Regions from separate parts of the Mus musculus genome. Here region 1 is linked to region 2. The links are chromatin loops, found by intact Hi-C in ENCODE. Cell type or tissue: gastrocnemius. All regions are shown on one strand. Links, peaks and the distances in the headings refer to the core of each region. The heading gives the core; the rest is flanking DNA. Region 1 overlaps Itpkb (inositol 1,4,5-trisphosphate 3-kinase B). Region 2 holds the start of Itpkb (inositol 1,4,5-trisphosphate 3-kinase B).

Region 1 (12,564 bases), core at 5,092-10,091, 59 kb after region 2:
AAAGTATTGGTGACACTATAGAAAGCTTCCATTTTTAGATATTCCTTACACTAGAAACCCAGGAAAACAAAGGACTTGCCCCCTCTGTGGGTCAGGGAACTGGACTGAGGTGTCTTCCCTGCCTGGAGTTTTCAGACAGTGGGTTCCCTGCTCCAGCAGGCTTCAGTTATGGAATCTTCTAGAATTGCCTCCCACCACCCATATCTCTGGGCTCCTTGTACAGTGCCCTTCCTTCATCTCCGTCTAAGCCAGCTGTTCAGAGTCCTCTGGCCAGTGTGGCAAGGGCATATTAGTACCTATGTATGTTACTTCTCTTCAATGTCGTGATAAAATATACAAAGGGAGCAGTTTGAAGGAGGAAGGACTTACCTTGCTCAGGATTAGAGAGGGTGCAGCCCAACACAACAGGGAAGGCATGGAGGGGCTCACAGTATTAGGTCTGTGTGACTGGGACTCCTCCCATCTCAGTAGACATGGAAGCAGAGAGGGGCTCAGGTAGGAACCAGGCCAGGCTATGCAACCATAAACCCAGCCCTACAGCCTTCTAGCCCCATGTCTGCCAAATGGGATATAAGTCCAAATGGTTCTACAACCCACCAAAAATGGCACTACCACCTAAGGACCATATATCCAAACCCACAAGCCTGTGGAGGTATCTTACGTCTAACACTAACGCAAGACAACTCTTAGGAGCAACAGACACATACTGAGGCTGTGGACTTTCTTTTTCTGATATCATGCATAGCTACCCATTATACGTAACAAAAGATTCCTAGTTGGGTGGGAGGATCGTGGGCAGGTGTACTGTGGCTAATGAGTAGCATGGGGCCTACAATCTGGTTGTCTGTACAGGGGCTCGGGTTGTACTCTGTTTGGTCTGCATGGAAGATGTATTACTTGTGGTTGGAGGAGGGACAGGCCCCAGAGGATGTAAGGAACAATGTAGGACCTTTGAGGTTTGCCCAACTGAGTTTAAAAGCACTAGAGTGGTCCAGTCCTATTGAATTTTCCTCCTCTCCTTGAAGGTCAAGGTGGAATGTAGCTTCTGAATTTTCACCACTGCAGAATTTTCAAGAGATAGTATCTGTGAATCCTGTGACTTTCCCCACTTTTGATACTTACTGAGACCCCTTTTTTAGTTAATACCAGGCATGTCTAGAAATGGTCAGGTCTGATAAGTAGTTGAGGTGCTGAGTCATTCTCTGGCCCTCCAGGTGCAAGTGTGACCTGTGACCTGCCCCCTGCCCGCCCACCTCTAGGACTTCAGCACAGGGCATGAAATCGGTTTGAAAGCATGCATGCTCACATGGCTCTCCCTGGGGTTGTTTTCCAGTATCCTGGTAAGTCCTGTATATACCAGGCAAGGTCTTCTAGCTTATCTGCTGTGCTGAGTGGGCTGTATCTTTCTTGTAGGAGCTTGCCTTGCCAGTCTAGGGTTGGTTTCAGAGTGTCTCCTGTTGGCTTCTCCACCCTCCCTCTGCCCTTCCCCTAACCCCTGCCCCCTTCCACAGTTCCACTCTCAGCAGCTCCCTGGGCTGCCCCTCACTACTCTGCCTCACTACCAAGCCCAGCCTCTCAGCCAGCCACTGTCCACACCCAGCCCTGGAGCTGCATGACCAAGAAGGTAGAAATCTTCCTAGGTCAAAGGGTCCCAACTCTCCAAACATCCAATATCCAAAAACTGGGCACTGGCAATACACATACCACAGGAGGAAAATTCGACTCCTGACCTCACAGTCTCACTAAAAATGCCGTATAAAATTACCTTCAGGGGCCGGAGAGATGGCTCAGCAGTTGGGAGCACTGAATGCTCTTCCAGAGGTCCTGAGTTCAATTCCCAGCAACCACATGGTGGCTCACAACCATCTGTAATGAGATCTGATGCCCTCTTCTGGTGTGTCTGAAGAGAGTGACGGTGTACTCACATATTTAAAATAAACACATCTTAAAAAATAAAAATAAAATTACCTTCAGGCTGTGCGCATATGGTATATGTGAAGCAAAAAAATTAATTTTGTGTTAAGACTTGAGTTCTGTTTCTAAAATATATTGTTTTTATATATGCAAATATTCAAAAATCAGAAAACAAAAAAATTAAAATCCAACATACGTCTGGACCCAAGCATTTTACATAAGGGAGGCTCAATCTTAGGTAAATCTTACTGTAGTGTCTTCAGGCTTTTAACCAGTTAACCTGTGTGTTCATTTTATAAACATTGAGCTAAACACCTGTTTCATGCTAAACATTCCTGCTGGGTGAGATCCATGCCTTGTGAAGGTGGAGGTGGAGGTGTCATCGTCGGTCAGATCTCAGAGCAGAAGCTGCAGGGCCGCTGTGGAGGGCTGGGCCATGGTGTCGTGGGCAGACCAGGGAGGGGTATGCCTGCCCCAGGACTTGCTGGGAGGATTCCTTGCCAGAGCTTATCTGTGAAGGCTCCGTGGGAGAGGGGAACATTGAGCTAGATTTTCTTTGTTGAGTTGGACTTTAGTAGCTGCCTGTCGAAGGAACAAGGATCCACAGTTGAAATCTGTGTTATCAATGGCCAGAAGACCCGAGAGAACTCGGCAGGACTGGGAAATGGTGAGTGGGCCTTTGTTGCCAGCCCCTGGGGCAGGGGTGGGGCCCAGTCGGCTGTCATCGTGCTATGGAGCAGTTACTGAACATGCAGGCCAGCATGAGCCAAATTTTTCGGTGAGGCATTCAAAGGCTGTTAAAATAGCCCGTGGACAACAAGAGCACATGTCAGAAGGGAACGTTAACAGATTTAAGCTTTTATAAAGACATGCTCCCCAATGACAAAGACCCATTGTGTCTCTCCTGGTGAAGGGCTGTTTCCCTCTGGGTACCTGGAAGGTAGCATCTTTCTGTGTCATTTGCTTTCCACATCTACACAGGCATGTGTTTGTTTGTTTGTGACATGGTCTCACTATGTAGCTTTGGTTAGCCTGGAACTCTCAGAGAGTCACCTGCCTCTCCCTCCCGAGTGCTGAGCTTAAAGGCGTTCCGCCACGCTCAGATCAGCACCGGCTTTGGGGGGTAGGGGGGGGCGAAGCTGCCCATAGAGGTGCCAACTTAGTCCTCCTAACTCAGACAGCTTCTGTGAGAGAGTAACTGGAGGCCAGAAGTTCTACAACATAGCAAGATCTGGGCTCTTAAAAAAAATATGTTAAAGAAAAAAAAATGAGGAGGAGGAGGACCTACCCGTGAGCAGCTTTTACCCTTCCTCCCATGGAGGGCTTGAAACCCAGCTGATTGTGAGTCTGGTATTCTGCACCCTGGGCAATGCTGACCTGAGGGTATGAACAAGTGGAGGTTAGAGGGTGGGACAGTGGGACAGCACATGGCCCTGGCAGATCTAGACTTGGTTCTTACCTACGAGCCTCCTAGAAGTCCTGGGATGTCAGTGCTTGGCTTTCTGGTTTGTAAGGTTTATCACGATGATGGACCATATCTCACAAATGAGAACAGTGACAATATTTTATTTCCAAGACCCTTCCTGTGATGTGGCTGACTTTCCTAAGGACTTTTTCTCATGCCCTCTACTGTGGAAGGGAACATACATGCATGCATACATACATACATACATACATACATACATACCATTTTTTTAAAGGTGCAGCTTCTGATCCCCTCCCCCACACCGAGAGAAGCATGCTCTTTGAACAGGAATGCAGGCAGGCTGGGGAGCCTGCTTGCCTACTGCTGCATACAGACCACTATTTCCCTCCTGGAAGCCTCATGCCAGGCAAGCTGGCTGGTAAGGGTTTGGCAGAAGATGAGTCACAGCGGTTAAGAACATTTGTTTCTCTTGCAGAGGACCCTCGTTCAATTCCTAGCACCTCCATGGTGACTCACAACCATTTATAACTCCAGTCCCAGGGGGTCCATGCCCTCTTCTGACAGCCTTTTAAAACAAAGGTGCATAAGGAGAGGAAGGCTATGCCGTGGACATAGATGTTACAAAGGTGCTCAGGGGTTGACTTTTGTAACTTTAGGTCCCCCTTCGTCCTGTCATTGGGCAGGTGGCTTTGCCATTCTCTCAGATGAAGTGAAGATTGAGGGTGTGATGGGTTACCCAGCTCAGCGTTAGAATCAGGACTCTAACCAGAGTAACTCAGCTAGCGCTTGGATTAGTTTTATATCCAAAAACCCCCTGCCCCAAGCTCCGCATTCACAGGTGACACACCACGTAGCGGCCATAAGGCCTTTGAGTTGGTTACCAGCAAGGCCCATGGCATGGTGGAGCAAGTGGGTTCTCGTTATACAGACATGGGTCCCAGTCTTGGTTTCCCTTTGATGAGTTGTGTCTTCCTTGAGCTTCTGCTTTCTTATTAGTGAACTGGACTGGTCTTAATCCTATGTCATCGATGCTTTTATAGAGGGCTGTTCTGAGCATCAAGGGAAATATGCATATGCAAAAGCGCTTCCTCAGCCATTTAGACGTTAAAGGGAAAAGGAGAGGTTAGGAAGGGTAATAGTGGTTTTACTGAGAGGTTGTTTTATTCCTGGCTGCTCAGGAACCACTAGTGCTGGCTTGGTATTCCTTCCTCCTCCTCTCTGCCTCACATGCCTGTCAGAGTCCCAGTATCTGTCTCTTCCAACGGGCTTCACACAGTTTGTAAGGAACACATGACATGTTGCCTGGCTAGCTGCTCCTCTGGGGCCTGGCTTCCCTCAGAGTCTCACAATAGGGTGTGGGAAGAAGGTAGGCGTGAGGCTGGGGCAGACAGACCTGTCTTCTGCAGAACGCTTTGCGCTTTGCGATAGCATAATGTGGCAGCCGCCCACTGTGGGAGGTAGAAAGCCAGATACAGCCAAGCTGTCCTTGGAAACACACACCCTCCCCTGAGGTGGAATTTACAAGTGACCTCGGGTGGGGAACCCAAGTGAGGCGTCCTGGGTGCTTGGGCGGTGCCTGCCTGCTTCCACAGCACTCTTAGTTTCTTTGGCTTTCGCAACTGCTTCCAAGGAACAGGAATCTCTAAATGGGTCCTTCCCTCGGAAGAGGACTGCCAGCCGACGGCATCTTCTCTTCACATATTAAACATATCTAATTCTGTGGCCAATTTATTTGTTAACAGTCACAGGCAATGCTTAGAGGTCTTTGGATGGCTCAGGTAATGACTAGTATAGCTAATTCTTCCACCCTGCAAAGGAGGTATTATTAATTACTGCCACACCCATTGTACATGTGACAAAACCAAGGTTCACAGCAGTTAAGTGGCTTGGCCCAAGTCACAAGGAGGGGAGGGAAGGAGGTGTGGGGGCTTAGATGTAAATTTCTGCCTACCTGGTTCCCACCCCTCCCCTTGTCATCTATTTCACTGTGAGAATAAGACAAGAAAACAAACTAACAAACAAACAACGAAAAGCTATTTCACTGTGAATGCATACGAGTGTCTGAGTTGCCCTGTTTCCAAGAACCAGACCTGCTTGCTGACTGACACTTATGCATTCGTAGCCCTCTTGGACCATTTTGATTAAACACAAGCCAGGTGGATCTGGCCTGAGCTGCATTTTGGAAAAACTTTGGAAGCTTTAATGAGTCTCGGTGCCATACTGCATTCTAAACTGCTTAGGTCAGAAACTAAGAGAGGGAGGGACACGGGCGATAAGTCCCAAGTGACGCTGATGTGTGGCCAAGGCTAAGAACCACCCCACTGCCAACCTTGACTGTGCTTGCTCATGGAGATGGGAGTTACCTGGGGCCCTTAAGGAAGCTGAGATGGCTTTCAGCCCACCATCTTCAGCTGTTTACCAACATCATTCATTCTATATGCAACGTTGAGCCCTAACATGGATGTCAATATTTTTTAATACAGACATTTATTTCTTTGCTTGTGTGTTTTTTAGACAGTCACCTGTGCTCCCAGGGACAGGCTCTGCTGTGTCCAAAGGGCTTCAAGGCAATGGGGCAGCCTGGCCTCAAACTTGTTCTGTAGCTGTAGATAGCCTTGAGCTACAACCACACTGCTTCTGTCTCCTGGCTGCTTAGATTACAGGTGTGTGCCACCGTAGCCTGTTCGCAGACACTTATTTAGGAGGGGAAGACAGGACAACTGCCCAAGAGTTGTAAATTATGTTCTTCAGGATGCTAAGATGGACCTGTATTGCTTACTTTCTCAGTGCTCAGGCATGTACGTGATGCAGAAGGAAAAGGAGAAAGCCCATCTGCCCACCTCCCAAATCTACACCATGCAAAGATATGTAAACTTTTTTTGTTTTGTTTTTTGTTTTTTATTTTTCCAGACAGGATATCTTCGCTGTCCTGGAACTACCTTTGTAGAGCAGGCTGGCCTGGAATCCAGAGCTCCACCTGCCTCTGCTTCCCCAGTGCTGGGATTAAAAGTGTGTGCCACCAGTGCCCAGCTGTAAATTGATCTTTCTTTTAGAGCTTATATTTAATATTGGGATCAAACATTTTACCTTGATGAAGGTGTTTTTCTATATGCTATAAGCAGTTGCATTCTGTCAGCTAGCCTGAGCTAGATTTGGCCTGTAGTTGTATCCGTTTCTTAAGACTTCCCAACTCTGGCCTAGCTCAGGGAATAGGTGGGAGCTCTCTTGAGTAACGACAGGAATGGAATATATACCCACAGTGTATTACTAATTCCTTCTCTTCCCTTTCTTTTCACCTTTTGAAGGATGGTAGTGTCTATAGGAACAGACTCGCTGACTAATCCACAGTAATAAAGTACCATCCCTTAGGGCAGAGGGCCGTGTCAGCTGGGACTGTGGGTCCCAGAAAAGAGACAGAGGTTGGGGGGGGGCTGCAGCAGTGTGTGGGGGCTGTGTGCCCCAAGTACTGTTTTCTGATGTATCACTGAATTTTACATAGTGAGAGGAGGCAAGCTGAGCAAGGTGTTAAGGTAAATGTCCACACAAGTGATACAGGTTGACCCCCCAACCACCACCCCTCCCGCCCCCCCCCTGTTTTCCCTCTCCCCCCCCCCCCCGGCTCAAGTGGAGGTTCCAGCGATTCTAAAGGAGCTGGCAAACACAGGGACAGGGACTTGGCCTCAAATGCTGACCACTTGTTCATCTGGGGGACCCTTTCTCACAAGGCTTGAGCGCCCTGATCGGGATGGAGGTGTCTTGCATTCACATTGAATTTTCTCCCTTGCTTGGCCCCAGGGACAGGCTCTGCTGTGTCCAGAGGCTTTAAGGCACGTGGACAGAGAAGGTCCGTCAGTGGACAAATTCGCTTTAAATTGTGTCTGGGACAACAGAAACTGTTCAGTTCCTCTCTCTGACTTTGCTTTTGCTTCAACTAAACTGAGTCGCGACTCTAAACAAATTCCTTTCACAGATGTCTGCCTCTGTGTACCTGCTGGGAAACATGCGCACTCTCTATTCCTCTTCCTCTCTTCTGTGGAGTCGTTGCTCTCCTTTTCCTTAAAGTTCCCTGATTGTTTAGCATTAATTCTTCTGGTCATAAAAGGGACGAATTTCTGTCCCCTCTACTCGTGGCCACAGACATTCCCTACCTCCGACCTCTCCCTCCAAACTAAGTTATAAAGTCGGGGCTGCCTTTCAGGAAGGCAAACTGGTTTCAGGAAGGAAGACTAGCGCTTTGTCAGAGTCTTAGAACTCCGGCTTCCCCTAACTCTGCTCCGCCCCTCCCTCCTCTGCAATGCCCTCCCTTCTTCCGGCCCACCCCTTATTTAGCTCCGCCCTTCTTTCCTAGCGCAGTGCCCCGCCTCTCACGCACTCGGCCCTTCCCCCGGAGCCTGACGTCATGGAAAGGCGGGGTGGAGCCATGTCCTGGACACCCTATGCCTGCAGGCCCCACCCTCCATCAGGAATGGGATGTGCCACCCTGGAGCGGTCCCTAGCGGCCTGAGGGCTCTGATGACTTTGAGCTGTTAGCCTCGGTGAACAGGTCCTAGACTCCGACATCAGTAAGAGACTACAGAGACATTTCTGTCTTCTCCCCTGCGTGGCATTCTCTGGATTCCTCTCAGATTTTTCTCTCCAGCTGAGAACGACGCCTTCTACACTGGTGAAAGTGGTTTCAAAAGTCAGACGCTTTCTTGGCTCTTGCCTGTGAAATGTGATTTAAAACAGTAACATTTAACTTTTTTTTTTTTTTTTGAAACATTCACATCTGTTGTGGGTTAATTCAGAGAACGAAATAAAAATCCTTGCAGTCATCCTTGGTAGGTTTTTCCTCATGCATTGCTTGTGTTTATTACCATTCCTAAGCAATTTTAAGTAAAGCCTTGAGTTACCCTGATAGAGAAAAATGTCCATCTCTTATCTCCCCCTCCCCCAAACATCAGTTAAAAGGGAACTAGAACGTTAAAGATATTCCTCGGGAACCATTCTATCCACAGCATCTCAAAGACCCCTGGTGTCTGCCTTCATGTGGTTAATCAGTCTGTTTTCTGCGTGGAGGCTGAGAACTGACATATTTGGCTTGGGGGTTGTCAGACTCAAGACACTGTAAGACAAGATTAGCTCCTCTCTAAATTCCAGGAGTGTAATACACCAGACTTAAAAGAGATCAAAGGCACCGAAGGGATGAGGGGACCCAGGAGATGGCTGGCACATTAGGAGATAGTCTTCTTTAGCATCCAGGTATGTTTTAATTTTCACAAATGGCAAGATTGCAATCAAAACGAACAACAGGAACATGTTGAGAGTCAGTAAGTGCTGTTTTGGAAAGGAACCAAAGCTCTAATCCCTAGAGAAAGTGACTAGGGACTCCCAGGACAGCCTTTCCCATGCAGACTTACCCTCAGAGTAATGCTTGCCTAGGGCTTGGCCCTGGGGATGCCCCCTTCCTGCATCCTGGCTGCCTGCCCCTTTTCTCCAGCAGAGTTGTTGATTGACACCTGTGAGCCCTTCTGGGGTGGCCTCACTCTAAACACAGGAAACCACCTTCCTGGTAACTGAGTGGCTTAGAATGAGTCTCCTGTGAACAAACCTTACCAAAGCTGTAGCTCAGCTCTGTTTTGTTTGTTTGTTTGTTTGTTGTTTGTTTGTTTGATTACAAAAGGGCAAATGGGGCCAGGTTGGTGGCTCACTCCTGTAAACCCAACACGTGGGAGGCTAAGCAGGAGGATCTACACCAACCTGTGCTACATAGTACCTTTTGGATGAGTCTGGGCTGCAGAGTGAAACAGTTTCAAAAGCATATTACCACATAACAACAAAAGCATACTTAAATGGAGCTGGACCCGGTAGTGCAGCTCAGTGGTAGAGTGTTTGCCCAGCATGCCTCAGTCCTTGGGTTATATCCCCAGCACACACCACTACCTACCACCCATACCCCAACCCCTGCTGCCCAAGTACGGAATTCAACCTTTCTTACCCAGACCAAGATTGGTTATGATAACAACGATGACCATTTTGGTATCATTTACTGCTAGACACTTTTCCTATTCATTGTCAATGTCCCAAGCTCATGTTACAGATATAGAAGTCCACAAGGACACACACAGGTCGACTTGAAGTCACACGAGACTAGGAAAGGACAGCCAGAATGAACGCTCAGCTGTGCTCTGGAGACCAATTTCCAACCTCCCTCCCACTTTAGTTGCCCTAGCTAGGCAGCGCCCTGTGAGAGGCCTGCAGCCCGGTGTCTCCATGCACTGAGTAGAATGGTGTTCTTGATGCTGCCTCAGAAGTGCCTGCTCGCTCACCTCCGTGGAATTTTATTTGACTTTCCCTAGGCCACTCTGCCTGGTTAGTCAATAAACACCACTCACTTGTTGCTTCTTTTGCAAAGCCTCTCCGACTGAATACTTTTCATACTGTGGTTAACATTTAGACAAGTGTGACCAGCGGGCATGTTCTGGAGTGCAACACTTCTACCTAAATGTAGACTCTACCGTTAGCCAGAAATCTGTCTTTTTAAAAGAATTCATACACACACACACACACATGCACACATACAAGATATTATATAAAAAACATAGATGTTGCATAGTGATATAGCAAGTGATAGTGTGTATGCATATATATATATACACATGTATACATATATACATGTATACATAATGTACATATATACACACACACATATATATGGAGGTGACAGTCCTCTGCCTCTCATCTCAACCCACTGAGTCAGCATACACCATGCTTCTTCCATGGACAGATTACTTAGGCTTGCCAAGATTGCCTCTCATCTTTAACACAAAGTTGTTTCCCTACTTTGAACAGGACTGAAAGTGACCTATGGAACAGCACTATGTTAATGGTCACCATCCTTTGGTGGTATAAGTGTGTTGTAGCATTAGGGCTACCCTAAATTGCATCTTTGTCACAGAATGGAGGGAGGGAGGGAGGGAGGGAGGGAGGGAGGAAGGGAGGGAGGGAGGGAGGGAGCTTCTCTAGTTTTCTGCTCATTCTTTTTCTGTTTCTCTAGGCCTCTCCAGGCCTGTTGCAGCTCCACACCCAGAGACCTCAGGTGACTGAGCTGGGCCTAGCAGCACAGGGGTACACCTCGAGCCACATCCAGGGTGAACTTTGAAGTTTGGGTGTGTCTGAGGTTAGCAAGCTAAGAGGACAGGCTGTTGGCAACCTCACCCTGCTCTCTGCTCTGTGGAGGAAGCCTCAGGAAGTTCCACCTGCTTCTTTCTCCTGCACACGCACCTCCTCCTGCCTCCTTCCCCTTGACACAAAGGGGTGTCCCCAGCCCCGTGGCATCTTGCCTGGGTTGCTAATAATAGAGAAGGGTGCATCTGCCAGAGGTAAAGCAGAAACTGTCCCTGTTCTGCTCTTGCATGCCAATCCTGGCACAGTCTAGTAGGCTGGGTTGGTCAATACCCTTGTGAGCAGAATAAGTCTTTGTGTGTCCTGGAAACTCTTTCTGTCCCCTTCCTGGGGGGTCAGAGCACCAGAGAGAAGGTTGATGGGGATGTCTTTGTCCTTGAGATCCTGGCCAAACAGATCTAGACTTTCAGCTCAGCACCGAGCTGGAGCTGGTATGCTGCCTACCACAGGCCCAGCTGCCGGAGTGGGGAGAGGGTTCTAGGAAATGACCTTTACGCTCATCTAAAAGGCAATGCGGTAAGGTTGCCCACGTTCTTTTCATGACTCAAAACCCAAAATAAGTGAAAAGAGAACGTGGAAAGTGTCCCATCTTTCCTGTTGTGCTTACAGCTGTCTGAATCAACAGTCTGTTTATGCGAGTTGCTTGGAGAAGTTGATTTAGAAGTCAAGGCCACTTCTGGGCAGCTACTCTGGTCTCTCCACCCCACCCCTTTTGGCTTTTCTGAAATGGAGTCTCACTGTCGACCAAGCCAGCCTCTGTTAACCATCTTCCTGGATGAGCCTTCTGAATGCTGGGGTTACAGATGTAAACCTCAGCACCCCAAAGTCCTTTTAAGTCAAAGAATGATATAAATCCTTTAACAAATCAGAATAAAATACTCTCAGGTTTCTGGGCTCTTCTCCATCTCAGGAGCTTGAACTTGGAGTGTATCTTGTGGTTTGTAAAGCACCTTCATATCTCCTTTCTTACTCGGTTGCCATAACAACCTGGGATGGGGCAGGGCTTGCCTTGTTATCCCTGTTTTGCAGATGAGGAAGTCAAGGTTGTCAGAAAGTTGAGCTGCTTTTCAGGCTCACCAGGGGAGTCAGAGTAGCGGGTGGAAAGGGTAATAGAATCCAACCTCCAACTGGAGTAGTAGGGTGGTGTCCCAGACCCAAGATCCCTTTCAACCATTGTATTAAAGAATTAGAAGAGTCTTCAGAGTGTCAGGACCTGTGGTGTAGTGGGAACTCTGGGATTTTGGTTTCTTTAAAAAGCACAGAACTATGATAAGAACATGTTTTCATTTTAACCCAAGGTGTGGGTCATGGGGCTGCTTCAGATTGCCCACAGCTGACTATGATTTGCCTCGTGCTCTAGCAGGGGTGTGATTTTGCCAGCTCAGATAGTTTCTACGATTGTGTGGTCTTCGGGATTCTGGGGACTTTTCAGAGGGTCTATAAATGCTAGAGTTCCTGGGGGGGCGGGGGCAGGGTGGGTTGGTAATGCTGGGTTCAGTCATTGTCAGTCACCATTTGTTAAGTAGTCATGTGTTAAAAACTGAAACAATAACAAGAAAATAATTAGGTCTCCTGATGGCAAAGATCAAACTTGCCCCCACCCAACTGGAAGCCCCTCATCAGCTGGAAGTAGTCTAACGGTAACATTGCCTCCCTTTCCAACTGGGACTTTATTCGGGGATCTCTTCCTTTCCCCTCTATCCTTTTTACTCTCCTACTTAGAGTTAGGAGGGATTAAAGGGTGAAAGAAAAGAGGTAGAGAAGGGTAGAAGAAAGAAGAACCCACAAAGTAGCAAAAACCGGCTACATGGTGGTTCAAACAAACTGCCACTTTTTGCTTCCTTAGAATTTACCAGTAATATTGAAACCAAGATGGCTGACTCACTATGCCAAACTTAGCCTGTACAGTGCTAAAGTGAAATGAAATAGAATGGGGTTATCTGTGATTGCATTTTTTTTCTGGATTGCTTTAGACATCAGGATCTCCCTGCAGGTAATTCTGAGTTAGAAGGTTCTGTGTAAGGCATCACACGGCAGCCAGATGTTCATTTTACTACATG
Region 2 (12,564 bases), core at 4,470-9,469:
TTCCACTCAACACATCGGTTCCAGGTTCTCTTGTCTCTCCGTATTGCCTTTGTTCACTCTTGGCCTTTCCCCTAGAGCCCTCTCTCACTCAGGCCTCATGGGCCCCAGTGTTCCTCACTGGGTCTCCATGGCAAGGATTCTGAAGTTCCATTAGAAGAATCCAACTCTACTTCTGGTGTTTTCATGCCAAGGTACCAGCCAGCCTGGGGATGGCATTCTTGTTCACCACAGCCTAGCCAATCATGGCTCAGAATGGTGCAGTAGTACAGAGCATCTCCATGCAGGGAGCCTGGCCCACACGTACTCTTGGCAGAGCTTGTGGGCTGCCCACTGGCGTCTTTGATGGAGCTATATGCGCCTGGATATGTGCATAACTGTCTGGGGCTTGTAACGTGTTGGCGTTTCTGACGAGAGAACAGAGAGGAATGGCTAGACAGGCTCACAGGTCACCTCCTTCGACCCGTGCTGTCCATCTGGAGGTAAGACAGTGTCAGCCAAGCTGGGTGTGGTGGCACACGCCTTTAATCCCAGCACTTGGGAGGCAGAGGCAGGCAGATTTCTGAATTCGAGGCCAGCCTGGTCTACCAAGTGAGTTCCAGGACAGCCAGGGCTACACAGAGAAACCCTGTCTCGAAAAACCAAAAACCAAAAAAAAACAACAACAAAAAAAAAAAGACAGTATCAGCCTGAGAACAGAAGTCCTTGAGAGCCTTGCTGTACCTGAGGCAGGCTTTATGCTAGCATTAACTCTTGGATCTTTTTTAGAACTTGGGGCTAGCAGTTGAAGGTCTACTCTTTAAGAAAACATAACGTCTGGAGTATTTAACACACACTGTTTCATAGATCTTCATAAGAATGCTCAGAAGTTGGGCTGGAGAGATGGCTTAGAGGTTAAGAGCACCGGCTGCTCTTCCAGAGGTACTGAGTTCAGTTCCCAGCAACCACAATGGTGGCTCACAACCATCTTTAATGGGATCTGATGCCCTAAAATAAATAAATAAGTAAGTAAGTAAATAAATAAATAAATAAATCTCTGAGAGAGAGAAAGAGAGAGAGAGAGAGAGAGAGAGAGAGAGAGAGAATGCTCGGGAGCAGGATTATAACTCGTGCCGTTTTGACAGACCTTAAAGCTGAGTTCTGGTTTCTTGCCAGGGATACACAACTAGACCAAGGAGATGGTATCCTCTGTGGGAGCTCTGCCCCTTTCTACCTGCTCAGCACTGACTGAAAAGTGGGCCTGGTATGTTCTGGATGTGCTGGGCCCCCATTAGTCTGGAGGGCAGAGGCTGTATTCTCTGTATGGACCCATGGGCCTGACACACAGTTCGCACGCAACAGTGGATCACCCAAATGAATGCTTTCTTGCTGTCTCCAGATCAAGAGGGGAAGTGACTAGGGACAGGACTGAGAGAAAGGACAGAGCAAAGCTGCTCTGATGCTTCTGGCCCAGACCTGGGAGTCCATGGGGTGACCTCCCTCAGGGACAGAGCTTGGCCTTAGTCATGCCTTGGGCCCATGAGGTTTTGAAAAGCAAGGTCTGTGGAGCAAGGGAAAGGCAGAGGAGACCTTTGCCCTAGCCATGCATGGTTGTGGAACATGCTTCCTGCTCCCAGCAGCTGGCAAGCCAGTGATTTCCCTGGTGTGCTTGATCCTTGGTTCTTCTGCACCGCCACTGATGGCTTGATTAGGTTTTGTTTCTCAACATAACAAGCATGTATAGACCTAGTCAGTGTGGAGCTAAAAGTCTAAGAGTGGAGAGGTAATTAAACTAGGGTCCTAGCCTTTGAAAAACCCTGGTAGAGGACAAAGATAGAGGCATCAACTGTTATATGTAGTGTCACAAATAACAGACTTACATATGAAGTGAAATACTGACGTGGTGTTAGTCCAGGGAATACAGTAAAAATATCAACAAATGACTCAACAGTCGTGATGGCTAATCTCGGTTGTCAACTTGGCACACTGAGAAGAAAAAACTTTCCTTTATTAGACTGGCCTGTGGGCATGTGTGTGAGGCATTTTCTTGATTGCTAATGGAGGGAGGCGGGCCCAGCCCACTATGGGCATTACCATCCCCTAGAGAGATGAGCGTAAAAAGTAATAATTCTTTTTTCCCCTCCTAGCCCATGCTCCTGGAATGATGACTCTGAGACTAATTATTTATAAATAAATGCCAAGGCCATAAGCTTTGACTCATTCTCCAGCCAGCTCAGACAATTCTGCGTCTTCCACACAGTTAGTTACCTCTCCACAGCTTCATGCCTCCAAGTCCAGGGACCAGTCTCCTCTTTATTCTATACTGAGTTCAGCTGCTTGGTTTATGTCTGTTTCCTCAGCGTTCCAGGGTGAATCTCCTCGATTCTAACCTGAATTCATCAACTTGCTGGTTAGTTACCTCTCCTTCAGTCCCGGCCTCCTCTGTCTCAACACTCTCCTAGCCGTCTGATTTCTTTCAGTCAGCTTAGATGTTTAAAGCTTTCTGCATGTTGTGATGGTCAAGAGTCCACAGTTCTCCCTCATGAGCAGTGTTCCAGGGTACAAGCAACAGCCAGCCAGCTCATACCCATTCGCTTCTATATAGATAATACATTTTTTTCTCAATTCAAATAAAGCTGCTATGCATATTTTTGCATATGTATTTTATGTATGTATGTGTGTGTATGTATGTATGTATGTATGTATGTTGGTACGTATTTATTTTACCAGTCCTGGAGAGTGAGCCCAGAGCCTTTCACCTGCTAGGCAAGCGCTACTACACTGAATTGTGTTCCTTGGACACTTTTCTTGTTTTCAGTAACACTTAAAGGTCATTGTTCTTCTGTGTGTATGCTCTTTGTTTTGTTTATGGCAGTGACTCACCACGTAGCCCAGGCTGGCCTTGAATTCCCTCTGCCTTCTGCTCTCTGAGATTATAACTGTGTACCACATGCCCACTTCTGTGTGAACACAGCCCGAGTTCAGGTCTGCAGCACCTGCATACATAGCCAGGAGTACTGGCTTGAACCTTTAATTCTAGCATTGGAGGTGGGAGCTATGGAAGGTGGATCAGTGAAACTCACTGACCAGTCAGGCTAGCCATACCAGGGTAGTGAGAGACCTTGTCTGAAAAAAAAATAAGAAAGGAAGAAAGAAAGGTCTCTATTGACGCTTGACCTCCAAACGCACATGTGTACATCTATCCATCCATAACTACATACTACACACACACACACACACACACACACACACACACACACACACACACACACATGCACGCACACAGAAAGAGAGATTGTTTACCCAAAATCTCAGGGACTTTTCTGCTTTTCTTTTTGAGACAAGATCTCATGTATAAGAGGCTGGCCTTGAACTTGCTATGTAGTAGAGTGTGAGCTTGAATTTCTGACCCTGCTACCTCCACCTCCAGTGTAGTGCATTGCAGCTGCAAACCACCACCTCTAGTTTATGTGGCTCCAGAGTTCAAACCCAGCTTGTGACTGCTAGGCACTTTACCAGCCGAGCCAATCTCCTGTGTGTTCTTGTGAAAGTTTCATGTTTTTACATTTAAGGATCTTTTTTTTTTCCATTTTATTATATGTGTATGAGTGTTTTGCTTGAGTGCACGTGTGTTCACACATGTGCAGTGCCTGTGGAGGTCAGAGAGGGGTTTGGATTCTGTGGGACTGGACTTACAGACGGTTGTGAGTCACCATGTGGTACTGGTCATTGAACCCAGGTCCTCTGGAAGAGCAGCCAGTGCTCCTAACAGCTGAGCCATCTCTCCAGCCCTGGGTTTTAAAGTAACTCTTGACAACAGGTGATGTTAGTTTTTCTATTTTCTTCTTTGTCAAAGCTATTTTGTCTCTTCTAAATTCTTGTGTTTCCCTATGACGCTTATGAAATAAAAATACAAAACAAAAAACTACTGGGATATTTTGCTTACATTGCATCTGTTAGTAAATTTGAGAGGAACTGGCATCAAGAATACTGAGTTGAGGAGAAGAGATGGTTCAGCTAACTACTGGCTGAGCACCGACTGCTCTTCCAGAGGTCATGAGTTCAAATCCCAGCAACCACATGGTGGCTCACAACCATCTGTAATGGGATCTGATGCCCTCTTCTGGTGTGTCTGAAGACAGCAACAGTACACTCATATACATAAAATAAATAAATCTTCAAAAAAGAGAGAGAGAGAAAGAATATTGAGTCCTCTAATCTATGAACATGGTCCATCTTTCAGTTTTTTCAGGTCTTTTTTTTTTTTTTTTTCTTAGCACTGTTCTGTGTTTTTTGCCTCCAGGTCGTATGCATGCGTCTTCATGTGTACCCCTAAGTATTTAACAGCGTTCATCGCTCTTACTTCTCTCAGCCTCACTGCTGTGGTGTGGTCACATGGTCAAGTCCTAACTTCAGTACCTCAGAATGAGATTACAAGAGAAAGGTGGATCTTTTAAACAGTAATTAGGGTTAAAGTAGGTATGGTGGTTTGAATATGCTTGGCCCACGCAGTGGGGCCAATAGATGTGGCCTTGCCAAAGTAGGTGTGTCACTCTGGGCGTGGCCTTTGAGACCCTCATCCTAGCCACCTGGAAGCCAGTCTTCTTGAGCTGTAGAACTCTCAGCTCCTTAATCTCACACTTCTACCCTCAAGAACTATGCGAAAATAAATCTCTGTCGTTTCAACTAGCCAGGCTATGGCTCTTTCTTAGTAACAATAGAAATATAACACATTTCCTAAATTTAGTTATATTTCTGGTGGTTTTTTTATAAATTCCACTAGATTTCTTTCTCTGCCGACACACATCTTGTGTTCAAACAATAGTTTTACTTCTTTCACCCTAAAGGTCTTTTATTTCTTTTTCTTGTGTGACAACACTGACCAGGACATCAAGGGTGTCACATAGTTCAAACTGGCTTTGCATTTGCAGTGTATTTGAAATGGGACTGTTGGGATTATAGGCACATGGTGCCTCACTGAGCCTTCCAAGTACAACGTTGAACAAGAGTGATAATCAGGGACGCCTAACCCATTACAGTAGAGTACATCTGCCCATCCTTCATTGTTAGAGGATGATGTCAGCTAAAGATTTTACACCACCACTCTTTATACATATTAATTTTATAGCATCAATCCCATCCCAAAAGCGAGCAAATTGGGGAGGGTCCCAGAAAAGTTAGGGAGTAACTAGTTGTAAAGAACTGGCATAAGGAGAGTAGCAACAAGCATAGAGCCTGTGAGTGATCCACACAGCACTGATCAAGCTTTGCCAGCTGTGGTACCAGGGTGCACGTGTTGATCAAATGCCACGCCTCTTTGGATTTTTTTTTCTTTTTTGGAGCCTTCTTTACCTCCCCATATGCCCTCCCTTCCCCAACACCGCATTAAAACCAAGGAGAGGTGGGTGCAGCGAACTTTATTGATGGTATTCAAGAGAGTAGGAAGGGCTCCCTAGGCTCATCCTGTTACTATGAGGGTCTGGGGTGGAAATTGTGAGGGAGATGCTCAATGTTGGGGCCAAGTTGGGATAGGGACTCCTCACCAACTGAAGGCCTCTCTCTTGCTCTCAGTGTCCTTGCTCGGGTGGGTTATCCAGGGTTTCTTACTCCTTGGAGGCCATGTAGGCCATGAGGTCCACCACCCTGTTGCTGTAGCCATATTCATTGTCATACCAGGAAATGAGCTTGACAAAGTTGTCATTGAGAGCAATGCCAGCCCCGGCATCGAAGGTGGAAGAGTGGGAGTTGCTGTTGAAGTCACAGGAGGCAACCTGGTCCTCAGTGTAGCCCAGGATGCCCTTCTGTGGGCCCTCAGATGCCTGCTTCACCACCTTCTTGATGTCATCATACTTGGCAGGTTTCTCCAGGCGGCATGTCAGATCCACGATGGACACATTGGGGTTAGGAACACGGAAGGCCATGCCAGTGAGCTTCCCGTTCAGCTCTGGGATGACTTTGCCCACAGCCTTGGCAGCACCAGTGGATGCAGGGATGATGTTCTGGGTAGCCCCACGACCATCACGCCACAGCTTTCCAGAGGGGCCATCCACAGTCTTCTGGGTGGCAGTGATGGCATGGACTGTGGTCATGAGCCCTTCTACAATGCCAAAGTTGTCATGGATGACCTTGGCCAGGGGGGCTAAGCAATTGGTGGTGCAGGATGCATTGCTGACAATCTTGAGTGAGTTGTCATATTTCTCGTGGTTCACACCCATCACAAACATGGGAGCATCGGCAGAACGGACGGAGATGATGACCCTTTTGGCTCCACCCTTCAAGTGGGCCCCCGCCTTCTCCATGGTGGTGAAGACACCAGTAGACTCCACGACATACTCAGCACTGGCCTCATCCCATTTGATGTTGGGGGGAGGGCAGTCTCGCTCCTGGAAGATGGTGATGGGCTTCCCGTTGATGACAAGCTTCCCATTTTCAGCCTTGACTGTGCCGTTGAATTTACTGTGGGTGGAGTCATACTGGAACATGTAGACCATGTAGTCGAGGTCAATGAAGGGGTCGTTGATGGCAACAATCTCCACTTTGCCATGTAGAGAGCAGATGGCAACCCTCGTGACCAGGCGCCCAATATGGCCAAATCCGTTCACACCGGCCTTCACCATTTTGTCTACGGGACGAGGCTGGCACTGCACAAGAAGATGCACTGTCTCTGGAACAGGGAGGAGCAGAGAGCTGCCTCTTTGAATTTTAATTTCTAGTGTAAATGAAGCCTGTAACAACGCCTACCTGACAGTGTTGTTATAAGGTTGACAATATGCAAATTGTTTTTCTCTTGTGTGTGTGTGTGTGTGTGTGTGTGTGTGTGTGTGTGTGTGCGTGTGTTAGAGGTAAGGAGGGATTGCTGAGACAGGATCTCAGATAGCCTAAGATGCTTTCAAACTCTTGATGTAGCTAATAGTGACTTTGAACTTCTCATCCTCCTGCCTCCACCACTACAGTGCTGGATTACAGGTTCGTGTCACTAGGCCAACAAGCCTGGCTTGTGCGGTGCTGAGGACCAATCACAGGGCATGGTGCATGTTAGGAAGGCATTCTGTTACCCATACTATGTCCTTAGTCCTGTATACATATTCAAAATGTGCCTAAACCAGTGTCTGGAAATAGCAAACACTACGTCGAAGTGTTAACTTTTGCTTTACGTTGTGGGAGCCAGCTAGATTCTATGGTAGGATATAAAGCCTGCTGTGCTGACTTCCAATCTGGGGACTTAAACCCTGCCAAACCCTCTCAGTGTCATGGTTAGGACTATCGTCTTGTCTCCCTTACATCCAAGCCAGAAGTTCCATCTCCATGTCCTGTCTGACAGCAGCTGACTGGCCAAGGATTACTCAGAGACTAAGGGCATGTTCCAGCAGCCTTCATTTCTCACTAGGGAAGGTTGACTGACTCACCTACAAGAGACAATAGCAACTAGGAACAGCTTCTCAGGGGCCGGCAAGGTAGAGATTTGTGGGAGCTTTGCTAGGCTCTTCAGTTGCTTCTACTGAGGCATTTATCACCTCTCAGATTAGACTTCATAGCTTGAGTAACTCCTCTTCTTGCCACTAGGGACCAAAGGAGGGAGTCTAGATAGAGGTGGCTTCTTTGTCTCACGGTAATACTAGAACACACACAGGACAGGCATCTTTATTCAGCCCCATTGAGGGTGAGAGGGAAACCAGATTCAAGCCTTCCAGGGTATGTTAAAAAAAATAAAAAATAAAACAAAAACAAAACAAAACAAAACCAGAAAGGACTTGTCCGATTCCAGGAATTCTTGGCTGGAAGGGCTCTTGGTTTCAAATTTGCTTGAGTCTTTTCCTGACCAAGCTGCAGGTTGCTTTGCTCACTTCAACGGTATTGTTACATAAACAAGTAAGCTGTCTGCTTGCTACAGGCGGTCAGGTTTTCCATCCGAGGTTTGGCTAATCAGGATATATGGGCGGATACAAGCTTAGGATTCTTAAATCTCCTAAACCTCGCAGCTGTGTTCCCTGTTTCCACTAAACGCTAGAGTTTAAGATTTAGGGAATTATGCAAAACAGGCTTGCAGTGCCGGGTGGGGCTTAAGTGTGTGTGTATGGGGGCAGGGAGTGTCCCCCGCCCTCCAGTGTTGCCTGGTGCCCCCCCCCCTTTATTTGAGGGTAGAGTAGAACCCTTGAAAACGCAGGAGTAAATTCACAGGAGACTGAGCAAGTGGTTGAAGACATTGATCGGGCCTCAGCCCCAGGACTATGCTTTTTCTTAAAATAACTTTTTGAGAGTTGAGTGCAAAAATACGCGAACAGCACAGCCTCTGTGTGCGTTTATAGATAACTGCTTAATGCAGAGCTCCTTCACACATCTAGCCTACAAGACACTCAGCAGCTCACAGTCCAACCAGTCTTCCAAAATTCTACCATGGTGCATTAAAACCTAAAACTGTGCAAGGAAATGCCCTGCAATATATGCAATATACCTTGTAAAAAGTTGCCTATTGTAGTACAAGTACACCCTCTGCTTAGGCAGAATATTACCCCTCTTTCGATGCTAGAAAAATCCCCCCCCCAGCAGCTTTGTTTAGCACACTCAAAATTTTATTAAAAACAGTTTTCAAACGTAGCTTCATAAAACTAGACACCAGCAAACCTTGGTCGAGGGATGGAAAATAAATCGTATATCTTTAACCCGCAGAAGTTAAAGTCTTTTTTTTTTTTTTTTTTTTTTTTGTTAGCTAACAATGGAAACTTTTTTTTTAAGTGTTTCCCTCCCTCGGTTTGCCAAGCAATAGAAAAAAAAAAAAAAAAGAAGAAAAGAAAAACTTGTTCCGCTGAGTTCAACCCCAGACAGGCTCACAACTTCCTTCCTGCTTTCCTCCCCCAAGCCCCCGCCTCTCTGCCTCCTCCCTCAACCCCCAACTTTTTTTTTTTTTTTTAAATCTTACATTGAACAAACACTGAAGTAGCAGGGAGCAGACGCTGACAGCGGTAGTGTCTCCAACCAAGCACAGAGCAACGCAGGGTCGGCCTGGCGGTGTCCCCTCCGGGATCGCCTAGTCCCTGCGCCGGTACATTCAGCTTCGTTGCACCCCACTTTTTCCGTCTTCCATAAGTTGTTGCGGAAACCCTTTGGGAGCTTTTTTATTTTTTTAAAAAAACTTTAAGCCACTTGGTCTGTACGAGCCCGGAGTCCCCGGGGCATGTCGCCTGCACGGGACCTGGAAGTCTGAGCAATTGCAGGTAAGCGTGGCGGCTCCTTCCTGGCCCTCGTCTCTGAACCCTCTTTCCGCTCCATCTGTGCTGGGGTTCCTCTGGGTGTTCCGGGGTCCGAGCACAGCACGGAGGTGAGGGCTAGAACGACGGAGAAGGGAGGCTGATTTGGGACGGTAGCGTGGCGTGGCCTTGGGGGCAGAGGAGGCGATTCGACTTTCCCATCGCCTTCCGGGCCGCTGCGCCGCCACCACCTCCCCGGCGCGCTGCGGGCGTCTGGGGCTCGGCTTGCCCGGCGGCTCCCCTGGCGCCAGGCGAGGCTGCCCGGGATGCGCGAGGCCCTGCCCTCGGCCGGCCGCGCTGCTCCGGGGCTTAGCTTGCGGGACCCCGAAGGGCTGCAAATTCTCAGGCCTGCACAATTAGAAGGCCTCCGGGCTGCAACTGTGCAAGCAAGCCCAGAGTTCCTCCGAGGGGTGTGGGTCCCGGAGGGGGCAGCTGGGTCCTCGCTAACAGGATGCGCGCAGGGCTGAGTAGCTGCGGACATGCATCCCCTCTCCCAAACACACACACACACACACACACACACACACACACACACACACTCGCTGCAGGGTCTGAGGGGACAGTAGGGAGCCACCAGGATTGATTCCAGTGCTGGATACTGCAGAGTTTGCTCCCTGGCGCGCACGCGTGCCCACATTCACAAAACACACTTGTTTGGAGACAGACAGACATCAAGGCTAGTGCTGAAAAGTGCCTGGACTGCCCCACCCCCACCCACCCCCGCGCTCTTCCCGGCCTTTCATAGGCCGAGAGGCATAGCCCCAGACCAGGATCAGAAAGAAAACGGTGGGCACACAAGTCCCCTTCCAGGTCTCGGCTCCAGCAGCGGTTTGGGGAAGGCAGGTCCGGGTCAGGTTCCCTGTGACTTGGCCTCTGATGTCCTGAGAGGGTGGAGCAGGGTTGCCTGTCATCCTCGATAGCCGGTGTTTGCTCTGGCCAAGGAAACCTGGCCAGTCTCGAGGAGGGAACCAGCGAGTTGCACCTCCTCCCTCGGCCATCCGCGTGGCTACCGAGACTAATTTCAGAATTTGGGATTCTAGGTGTTCTTGGAGTGTATCACAAGCTGGGGGAGGTGGACCACCGCCGGAAAATACCAATAGAGGCCATATCGAGGCGGCCCGGCTTGCCTCCTCACTGAGCATCACAACTCCTGTAGGCTAGACATCCAGGGGCACCCCGTCCCCAGCAGATTGGGGTCCCGGGGCTCCCTTTGCTCTCTGCTTTCTGCGGGTGGGCTCTCTCCACCCCACCCCCTTGATGCCTTCGGGAATTCTGACTTTTCTCCTTGTGTCTCCACAGCCGCGAAATCGTTTATGGAGCTTGGGGCGGGGGCCGAGCCCGCGATTTTGCCCTGTGCCCGCCGCCTAGGCCATGCTGCTCCATCAGCGCGCAGAGCTACGGCCGCCGGGCCTCCGGGACTAAGCCGAGAGCCGCGGGAGGAGGAGGCGCCGGCGGTGGAGCGGGACGGAGAGCCGCGGCGGCGGGCGGACCCTGTACTATGGCTGTGTACTGCTATGCCCTCAATAGCCTGGTGATCATGAACAGCACCAACGAGCTCAAGAGTGGCGGCCCCCGGCCCAGCGGCAGCGAGACGCCCCAGCCCTCCGGGAGGGCCGCGCTGAGTCCCGGCAGCGTCTTCAGCCCTGGGAGAGGCGCTTCCTTTCTCTTCCCCCCAGCAGAGTCGCTGTCCCTGGAGGAGCCCGGGAGTCCTGGGGGCTGGCGCAGCGGCCGGCGCAGGCTGAATAGTAGCAGCGGTAGCGGAGGTGGCAGCAGCAGCAGCAACAGCAGCAGCAGCAGTGGCGTGGGCAGTCCCAGTTGGGCTGGCCGCCTGCGAGGGGACGCGCAGCAGGTGGTGGCGGCCCGCATCCTCTCCCCACCTGGGCCAGAGGAGGCCCAGAGGAAGCTGCGGATTCTGCAGCGCGAGTTGCAAAATGTGCAGGTGAACCAGAAAGTGGGCATGTTCGAGGCGCAAATCCAGGCACAGAGCTCTGCCATTCAAGCGCCCCGAAGCCCGCGTTTGGGTAGGGCTCGTTCGCCCTCCCCGTGTCCCTTCCGAAGTAGCAGCCAGCCCCCCGAAAGGGTCTTGGCTCCGTGTTCTCCAAGTGAGGAACGCAGAACAAAGTCCTGGGGAGAACAATGTACAGAAACCCCAGATACCAACTCTGGAAGGAGAAGCAGACTCAGCACACACCCCTCGAAGGACAAGGAGGGAGTGGCCCCTCTTTTAGGCCCAGCCAGCCCGACCAGGTTAGGGACTCAGAGTCCATCTACTTCCGTGAGAATGGAAAGAGGTACCCCGGCCAGTCCCCGCTGTGGCTCACCCACACCCATGGAAACTGACAAGAGGGTTGCTCCCTCACTGGAGCGCTTTGGAACTAGCTTAACGTTGGCTACTAAAGTGGCAGCTTCAGCCGCATCCGCTGGACCACACCCTGGACATGATTCTGCCCTCATGGAGACAGGCTGTGAGCTCGGGGGCATGCGCCCCTGGGAGGCCCAGATGGAGAGACGGGGGCAGTTTCTGGGCAAGGAGACCGGCTCAACCCCAGAGCCTGTCCGGACCCACATGAGAGAACCCCCTGGAAGGGTGGGAAGAGGAATTCATTCTGTTGGTGGGCAGGGCTCCTGGACACCTGAAGTCATCAAAAGACCAGAAGAGAGGGCTGTGACTGCCCAAAGCTCAGAGCCCTCAGAGGACCCCAGATGGTCTAGACTGCCTGTAGACCTGGATTCCGTAGGACCTGAGAAGGGAGGAAATAGGATCCCAGGGATGCGAGGGCCCCAGCAGACCCTGGACAGTGAGAGAGAAGGCTCTCCAGCACTGGGCTTGCTTGGGGGCAGCCAGGCAGCACAGCCAGGGGCTAGGGGTGTGGAGGAAGACGTTCATTATGGCCGAATGCTGGAACCTTTACCACCTGGGGAAGTAACAACAAAATTGAAAGAACCCCAGTGCCTCCCTGGGGACAGGATGGGAATGCAGCCTGAGAGTTCCATAGTTTGGCCCAGTGCCTTGGAGGAAGCTCCCCTGATCTGGACACGTGACACGGGGGTACAGTCGAAGGGGACTTGGGGAAGCCAGCTGCCAGACGGAGATGCTCACCCTAGCTGCCAAGAGATGCCCCCAGACCAGAAGGACAAGGCCTCCTTAAAAGAGGCCTGCAGCCCCAGCAACATCCCAGCCATCCCTGCAGTCATCATTACAGATATGGGTGCTCAGGAGGATGGAGGGCTAGAGGAGATCCAAGGAAGCCCTCGGGGTCCCCTGCCTCTGAGGAAGCTGTCCTCCTCCTCAGCCTCCTCCACTGGCTTCTCCTCTTCTTACGATGACTCGGAGGAGGACATC

The links. Peaks named below come from ENCODE experiments on the same cell type or tissue, not always from the same donor. Only the 100,000 strongest peaks of a DNase experiment are listed, where the experiment ranks them.
Region 1: it touches region 2 in a loop (2.8-fold over the local background); 14 of 42 quality-filtered maps call a loop at or near these places.

What each region holds. Positions count from the first base shown.
Region 1 is chr1:180,379,907-180,392,470 of GRCm38, forward strand. The region is part of intron 2 of Itpkb (inositol 1,4,5-trisphosphate 3-kinase B); the gene reads left to right. Among named protein-coding and RNA genes, the nearest start is that of Gm39712, 22 kb to the right of the region's middle. In gastrocnemius, for the core only: a CTCF peak has its summit at 7,841; DNase peaks (open chromatin) are centred at 7,744 and 8,791; H3K4me3 peaks cover 2,127 bases; H3K27ac peaks cover 5,000 bases.
Region 2 is chr1:180,321,592-180,334,155 of GRCm38, forward strand. Itpkb (inositol 1,4,5-trisphosphate 3-kinase B) reads left to right here and starts at 8,885. Exons shown (of 8, transcript NM_001081175.1): 1 at 8,885-9,188; 2 at 10,521-12,564. The coding sequence starts at 10,720. It also overlaps the pseudogene Gm5069. In gastrocnemius, for the core only: a CTCF peak has its summit at 7,541; DNase peaks (open chromatin) are centred at 9,004 and 9,451; H3K4me3 peaks cover 1,930 bases; H3K27ac peaks cover 2,259 bases.